2 separate regions of the Homo sapiens genome follow, and region 2 is linked to region 1. A link is an interaction called in ENCODE POLR2A ChIA-PET data of the cell type or tissue named here. Cell type or tissue: MCF 10A. All regions are shown on one strand.

What was found. ChIA-PET counts read pairs that join two places held together with the same protein. Peaks named below come from ENCODE experiments on the same cell type or tissue, not always from the same donor. Only the 100,000 strongest peaks of a DNase experiment are listed, where the experiment ranks them.
Region 2: POLR2A ChIA-PET joins it to region 1 with 9 read pairs; 2 of 35 experiments call an interaction of 5 or more read pairs at or near these places.

The regions. Positions count from the first base shown.
Region 1 is chr6:26,437,985-26,441,984 of GRCh38, reverse strand. It overlaps BTN3A3 (butyrophilin subfamily 3 member A3), which reads right to left and starts at 1,481. Exons shown (of 11, transcript NM_006994.5): 1 at 1,337-1,481. In MCF 10A, no CTCF peak of the experiment used is centred here; a DNase peak (open chromatin) is centred at 1,554.
Region 2 is chr6:26,495,012-26,499,011 of GRCh38, reverse strand. All of the region lies in intron 1 of LOC107986583 (a long non-coding RNA gene), which reads left to right. Among named protein-coding and RNA genes, the nearest start is that of BTN1A1, 3.3 kb to the left of the region's middle. In MCF 10A, no CTCF peak of the experiment used is centred here; no DNase peak of the experiment used is centred here.

The DNA.
Region 1 (4,000 bases):
TAGAAGGGGTATCATTTTTATTATCACTGGTTTCAAAGTTAACAATTTCTCTGCTCTGCTTAGAGTGAGACATATGTTTTCATTCTTTTTAAAGGATGTTTATATTTTCTTCCTGATTATAGTCAATATTGCAAATGAAGAAAAGCATAAAGGAATAAAAGTTCAGTGGCTCATGCCTGCAATCTTAGCAATTTGGATGGTCAAGGTGGGAGGATTCCTTGAGCCCAGGGGTTTAAAACAGCCTGGGTAACATAATGAGACCCCCATTTCTACAAATTAGTCAATCAATAAAATTAAAACTCTGTAGTAGTAATCATATACTTTGGTAGTAGAAATATAAATATTTCTCAAAGCATTTTGGTCATATATACAGCAAGCATCTTTAAAAAGTTACATGCTCTACCAAGGAAATGCTATTAAAAAAAAAAGTTGTATGCTTTACCCAAAAGTTCCACTTATAGGAATTATTGTTGAGGCAAAAAAAAAAGACAGAAATTAAGACAAAAATTTATGTCTGAGGTTGTTAAATATAATAAAATCTATACAGTAGCCAAATGTAGATAATTGAAATAGCCAAAATTAGTAAAGTATTACAAAATAATTATATATTCACACAATGAAATAGATTGTGTCCATTGAAACACATATATTGGGTTATGAGGAAATGATTAATGGAAGGAAAAACAGATACTGTACCTAAAACATACAAAACAAGGTTTAATGTATGGATCTAATGCTGTTAAAATGAGAAATAATTGCCCTTCATTAAAAACATGATGCCTAAAAGCTGCATAGAAATCTCTTTTATGATAGAGCCACGCACTGTTTGTCTACCCCCTGCCTGTTGTATGTGTATGCTGGTTCAGATTTTTCTATATTATAAGTATTTCTGTAATGAACAAATTTACATATGAATCTATAAGGCACATCTCTTTCTAGAATCTCTTAGAATAGATGGCTTGTGTTGGCCAAAACAGATTTTAGCGACTTTTTTGCCCTTTTCTGACCACAATAAGTTCTTAAGAACATGCAGTTGGAATATTTCTTCATTTATGTTGTCTCCCTCTCCTTCCACCAAATCCCAATATCTGCAGGTCTTTATTCTTTGCACTACTTGCCTCTTCTCCATGTGCCCACATGTGTGCATGGGTGCCCATGCGCACACACGCACACACACACACACACACACACACACACACACACACACACACAGAGGCACTGCACCCCTTTCCCTGGGCAAGTACTCTCCCTGCATGCCCACTCACCACTCTCAGCGATTCAGCTCTTGTCCTCCCAGGCATTGTAGCCCAGGCTCTAATCAACATTCCCCACTTACTTCTTAGTATTCCCCTCTGAAAATCACAGCCCACTGAAGAATGGTGGTTAATAGTTCTCCATTCTTTCTATTATGGTTGAGTCTCTCATTCCGAAGAAAGGAAAAAGAAAGCAGAGGCTATCTGGTTATTGTGAGGAATAATAACAATCTCTTTTTGGAAGAATTAGTTTTTTGATTGGCTCAGAGGTGATGTTTCTCATCAGTTGCTGGGAGGAAACCACTGAGGAGGGTTGAAATGAAAAGTGAAAGTACATTGAATTGTACACGTTGCAGAAAAATTCCAGCCGTACCTCCCTTAGTGTTTGTGTTTCTGTGTTTATCTATTTGAATCATTATTGCGTGTCCATGTATATAAGTATTTCTACATATTTACTTAAGTCTTTTATCATAATAGAAATAGCAGCAGAACAAAATGAGAAAAGATTATAATGTGGTGAAGAGAGAAAGTTGTGCACTAATTAAAATGCTACTGTGGCAGTTTGCTAACATTTGCTTGCATGAATATGGGTACCTGAAGGAGGAGATTTTACTACAGCGTCAAATAAATGTATACATGGAAAGAAAGCCAGACGCAATGCACATTTTTAAGCACCTCCAGCATCCAGACTTAGGATCTGTTATCAAATAATATAATGTTTCTGGTTTCCAGAGGCAGTGCTGATTGACATTTTTTACCTTTTTCAGGAAACTTTTAGTGCAGGTGTTTCTGAGCATCTTCATTCGCCCTCAGCTCCTGGTTTGTGCTATATTGTATTTTCCTGTGTATTTATTTCTCGTGCTGCCAGTGGAGTACATATTATCTGAAGCTGGAATCTAGATAGACTACAAATGCCATCTCTGTAAGAGGTCTGTGAGACAAACTGGTTCTTCCTGTGGCCTAGGACCTCAAAACACACTTTTTGGATTTGCAAGTCAGTGATCAAAACTCCTAAGATTAAGATGTGACTGGGGTTGATGAAATTTGATTATATTGTAACAGTTTGAATTTAGGCTGTGCAGTATCTGGTTGAGATGGCTGGTCCCTTCTGCATCATGCAGTCCCCCTTTCTTCTTGGTGATAAAGCCTAATTTTCTTGGGTACTTCAATAGGCTCTGCTATCTCATAGATACCAGAGAACAAGGGACTAAGTTGGAATCAATAGTTTGTAGGTAAAGTTGTGGGCTTGTGTTTCTCCCAGAGATCCTTCAGAATGGAGGCCAAGATAGCTGGGAGTGTGAGTGTACACTCTCCGTACTTCCTTCTTCCTCTTGTCTTGGATGTAGACTTTTGAACTAGAGGTGCGGCAGCCCTCTTAGAACCATGAGGCAACCTTGAGGTTGAAAGCCACATGCAGAGACAGCAGAGAATGAAGTCAGAAGCAGGCTGGGGCATGAATGACATCTCTGAGCTGCCAGGTCAGCCCTGGACTACCGCCATCTAAATTCATTTTACATGAAAACAAACAACAACATCAAGAAAAAACAAGAAAACCCTTGTTTTGTTTAAGCCAATGGTATTTCTGGTCTCTGTTACCAACAGAATCCCACAATTCTTCCCTCCCCCTTTTCCTTCCCAACAGTTTACCATAACACTTCTAAAACATAAAGCAAAGGTGAAAGAATTTTTGGTGAATACCAATATGCCTACCATGTAGATTATAGTGATATACTTAATATTTTACGAAACTTTCTTACTTTATTATAATCCATACCACTGTTCATTCCCTATTTATCCATCATACTTATTTATTTAAATGTTCATTTGCTCATTTTTATTTCTTTTCTTTTTCTTTTTTTTTTTTTGGTGAGATGGAGATTTACTCTTGTTGCCCAGGCTGGAGTGCAATGGTGCGATCTCGGCTCACCGCATCCTCCGGCTCCGAAGGTTCAAGCGATTCTCCTGCCTCAGCCTCCTGAGTAGCTGGGATTGCAGGCATGTGCCACCATGCCCGGCTAATTTTGTATTTTTAGTAGAGACTGGGTTTCACCGTGTTGCCCAGGCTGATCTCAAACTCCTGACCTCAGGTGATACGCCCGCTTCGGCCTCCCAAAGTGCTGGGATTACAGGCATGAGCCACTGAGCCCAGCCCATTTGCTCATTTTTAAATTCACAGTCTATCAGAAGCTGTGCTGCTTGAAATTATATCAGTAAGAATGATCACCCCACCCTTGCCTGAAGGATCCAAGTCATTTTTGACACAGCAGCTGAGGTGCTAAGCTTCAGATTAGGAGTTTCTGGGACCAATAGTTTGTATCGTTGAACTTTGTAGTTTCCAAAGTGTGAGGCCCTGGGTCCATTTCTCATCAGTCCTTTATACCGAACTCTGACAAAGAAGTCTTGGGAAAGAAATGGATGTGAAATGGGGCAGAAATGAATTCAGTGATTCAACAAATTTTTATTGAGAACCTACCATGTAGTAGGTCTCAGCCACTGAAGTTCAAAACTAGTGAGGAGAGGTTGCATAATAGAGTGGATAAGAGCACTAATTCTGAAGCCAGGTGGCCTGTGTGACCTTTGGCCAGTTCTCTAACTTCTTTGTGCCCCAGTTTCCCTACCTGTAAAATAATGACAGTAATAGTACTTGACTTTTAAGAGTTGTTGCTGTGAGCATGGAATGAGACAACACATGCAGTTTGCTTACAACAGTGTATGATAAAAAAGTAAGTCATAAGAATGTACGCTAA
Region 2 (4,000 bases), 57 kb before region 1:
TGCTTGCCTTGGTCTCCCAAAGTGCTGGGATTACAGGTGTGAGCCACCATGCCCGACCTAGTATCAGCATATTTCTACAGTCCCTTCCTGAAATGTTGAATCCATCACACCCTCAATGGAGGTGCCCTCACCTAATCCCTGCTAGCACTGAGAAGTTATTATTTCACATCCTTACTATTGGGATGGGTCAAGTTAATTAAATTATTATTTATTGTGCCTTTATATGTTAGCGAGGCTGGAGTTTTTTATGTGTTAATTAGACATTTAATACATTCTAGAAATGAGCTGTTCAGGCCAGTTGCCCATTGTTTTCAAGACTGGTCCTGGTGCTAGTTCTTAGCAATCTGTGTGAATTTTAATAACTTAAAAATATCAATCCTGTATTATATTTGTAACAAACATTCTTCCCAGTTTTGTTATTTATCTTTGAGTTGGAATTGTGATTAAGACAAAAGACAGTTGCTCCATTTCACCCACCAGACTGCCAAGAGAATGATCTTTCCCAAATGCAAATCTGATCATATCACTTTTTGCTTAAAAATCCTTCCACATCTCCCTAGTGACTTCAGCATCAAGTTTATGCACCTTAATCTGGTTAGGAAAATACTGTAGGTCTAGCTTGATCTGGTCAAGAAAATACTCTGGCAGTCTCCTTGCTTCTTTCCTGAGGGCTTTTTCTCCATTCCCCTTCTCCTTCCCTGCTTGTCCACCCACAGGCTGAATTTGGAGTGGGTGTGGTTACCTCAACCCACAATGCCTCTCAGGCCTCCAGATAGCAGTGCTTGCCTTCCCCCTTCCAGAATATTCTGTCTCTTCTTAACTTTTTTTTTTTTTTTTTTTTGAGATGGAGTCTCACTTTGTCACCCAGGCTGGAGGGCAGTGGCACAATTTCAGCTCACTGCAACCTCTGACTCCCAGGTTCAAGCATTTCTCCTGCCTTAGCCTCCCAAGTAGCTGGGACTACAGGCGTGCCCCACCACGCCTGGCTTTGTTGGTATTTTTGGTAGAGGTGGGGTTTCCCAATGTTGGCCAGGCTGGTTTTGAACTCCTGACCTCAAGTGATACACCCGCCTCGGTCTCCCAAAGTGCTGGGATTATAGGTGTGAGCCACCGCGACTAGCCTGTTCCCTCTTATCTTTATGATGAACTCCTATTCTTCCCTCAAAAGCTCATGTAAGGGCTGCACCTTCTGCAATGTCTTTCAGACATTGCATCAAGCAGATGCAACCTCACTTCTAGGGCTTCTCCTGATTAGCCTTTGTCCCCTCCAAGAGAAGTAGGCTTTCCTGGAAGATGGGCCAGGTGTATCCTGTGACACTTGGTCCCTTTCTCATGGCAGACACCTGATCTGAGCCCTAGTTTCAGAAGCAGATGTGTTTATTGTCATCTTTTGTTTCCAAGCTTGTCTTCCCCTCTTAAACTGAGCTTTCCTAGTTCTTACTCCCTGTCTTCTCATCAGCACATAGACTGAAATAGAATTTGTGGCTTCATTCAAACCCATCGTTCCTTAGCCTTCCTAGTTTGAAAGGCTCCTGTCCCATTTTCCTCTTCATGCTTAACTTTCTGATCATATCACCTATAATCTATTTCCCCTTCCTCATTTCACTTCTCTTATCAGCCCCTTTCAATGATACTTTTGTCTCATGCTTCATATTCTCATAAGACATTGTTTTCAGGGGGGAAAAAGAGCTTTTACTTGCAACTAACGGAGCCATACTGAAAAGAAAGGGTCTGGGGGAAAGAAGAAGAAAGTACTTGGAGCTCAAGCTATTGCATAACAGACACTATTTTGATTGGATAGCATCTGGGTCTTTTTGACAGAAACCAAGTCATCAGTCTTACACAATGAAAGACAGGATCTCTAAATTTCCCAAGGTTTAGAGAACAGAACCTCTAGGATGCCCCTAGGATGCCCCTGCCTGTCATGGTTCCTGAATGGGAGAGGCCTTGTGAAGTGGTGCTGCTCTTAGGAAGTTCCTGCTCTTCCCAGGCCCACTGCGAGATAGAAACAAAAACTTCTTCTTCTTAGACATGAAATCATTTGGGCTGAGGAATATGATATGCTTCATATGGAACCTAATGATAAAATGTCAGCATTTGTTTCCCCTCCCTGCTTTTCACTATAATCTGTTCAAATTTCTCAGTGTTATCCTCATGTCAAATTCAATGGTTACTCTCGTTCTCATCTTACTTGACTTTCATCACTGAGGCAACCATTTGAGTCTATTTATTTATTTTGAGACGGAGTCTTACTCTGTCGCCCAGGCTGGAGTGCAGTGGCACAATCTCGGCTTACTACAACCTCCTGGGTTAAAGCGATTCTCGTGCCTCAGCCTCCCAAGTAGCTGGGATTATAGACATGCACCACCATGCCTGGCTAATTTTTGTACTTTTAGTAGAGATGGGGTTTCACCGTGTTGGCCAGGCTGGTCTTGAATTCCTGACCTCAAGTGATCTGGCTGCCTTGACCTCCCAAACTGCTGGGAATACAGGTGTGAGCCACCACGCCCAGTCAACGTCTTTTCTTTTTAAATGTGGTTCAGTTGTTTTATGTGGTACTTATCTACATATTTCTCAAGACAATATCATTCTGTCAAAGTTTTTAAAAAAGCTCTTTATATGTATTACATGTATTTAAAAAAAAAACCAAATGGGACAAAGTGCTTTTAAGAAATGTCAGTTCCACTTCCCACTTCCAACCTATTACTCCTGAATCCCCAGAAACAGCTTCTTTAAGTGCTCAGTTGTTTTATCTGGTACTTATCTGCATATTTCTAGAGACAATACCATATTTATGCTGCTATTTCTCTATATATCCATTTCTAGATATTACTTTTCTATACCCTATTATGATCAATTATGATTTAGCTCTCTTATACCACCAGTAGTAATACATCACAAATTCTGTTCCATATTTCCAATACTGTGGCTATGTAACTATAGTTTTACGGGACCAAGTATCATATATGATTACATTTATTTTCATGTACAACCTCTTGTTTTTTTAGGAGTAGGGAGGGGGTGAAATGATTCATTTTTGTTCCTTTGTTTAGTTTTCTTTATTCCCCTCACAGGTTTTTCCCACTCCTCTAATTGACTCTAAGCACAGTTTCCATAGTCAAGCATATCAGGTAATTTATCAATCCCCTCTCTTCATTCTTCCCAGAGCAGCACTTGGGTCTTACTGAAAAAGAGATTCTGATTTAGTAGGTCTGGAATAGGACCAGGATTCTCACTGCTAGTTGCTCTGGTCCACAGGTCCACAGGGCAAGATCTACTGCCTACAGCTCTTTTTTTTTTTCTCTTTCTTGAGTGGGGGTGGTGTTCGGTGTAGGGTGTGGGGTTGGGGGGTGGTCTTGCTATGTTGCCCAGGCTGGACTCAAAATTCCTGGGCTCAAGGGACTTCCCACTTCAGCCTCTCCAGTAGCTAGGAATACAGGCACGTGCCACTGCACCCACCCAGCTATAGCTCTTTATCTTGCTCCTTATTCAGAAGCTTTCTGTGAAGAGGCAGCTACCAGCTTTGCATGAATTATGGAGATGCCTCTGAGGGATGGTTGTGGCTCAAGGTCTTGGGCTTGTTATACATGTGGCCATACTGAGCCAAGACAAAGGACTGGGGTGAATGGGCATCATGTACAATACTGTATTCTTCTGTGGCTTACTAGTGAGCTTTGTGGTCAGCTGCTCTTTCTTGGGGGCACACACTATTGATATGGTAGTAATAATCAGATATGACCTAATGGTGCTTCAACATTATTACAGTGACATAATTCCGCTATTTACCAAGCCCGTGTTAAAATTATACATACAGAGTTTGTATAATGTTATAATTATAATTTGTGTAATTTATGCACAACAGCTTGCATATGTGAAGGTGGAGGGGAAGTGAAGTGAAGATGGTGTGGAGATGAAGATGGTGGACTTCTGTGTGGAAGAGGGGTTAGCAGGGGTTTGCCCTGGGGAAGCAAAAGGCTGAGATCTGGTAGAGTGTGGACGT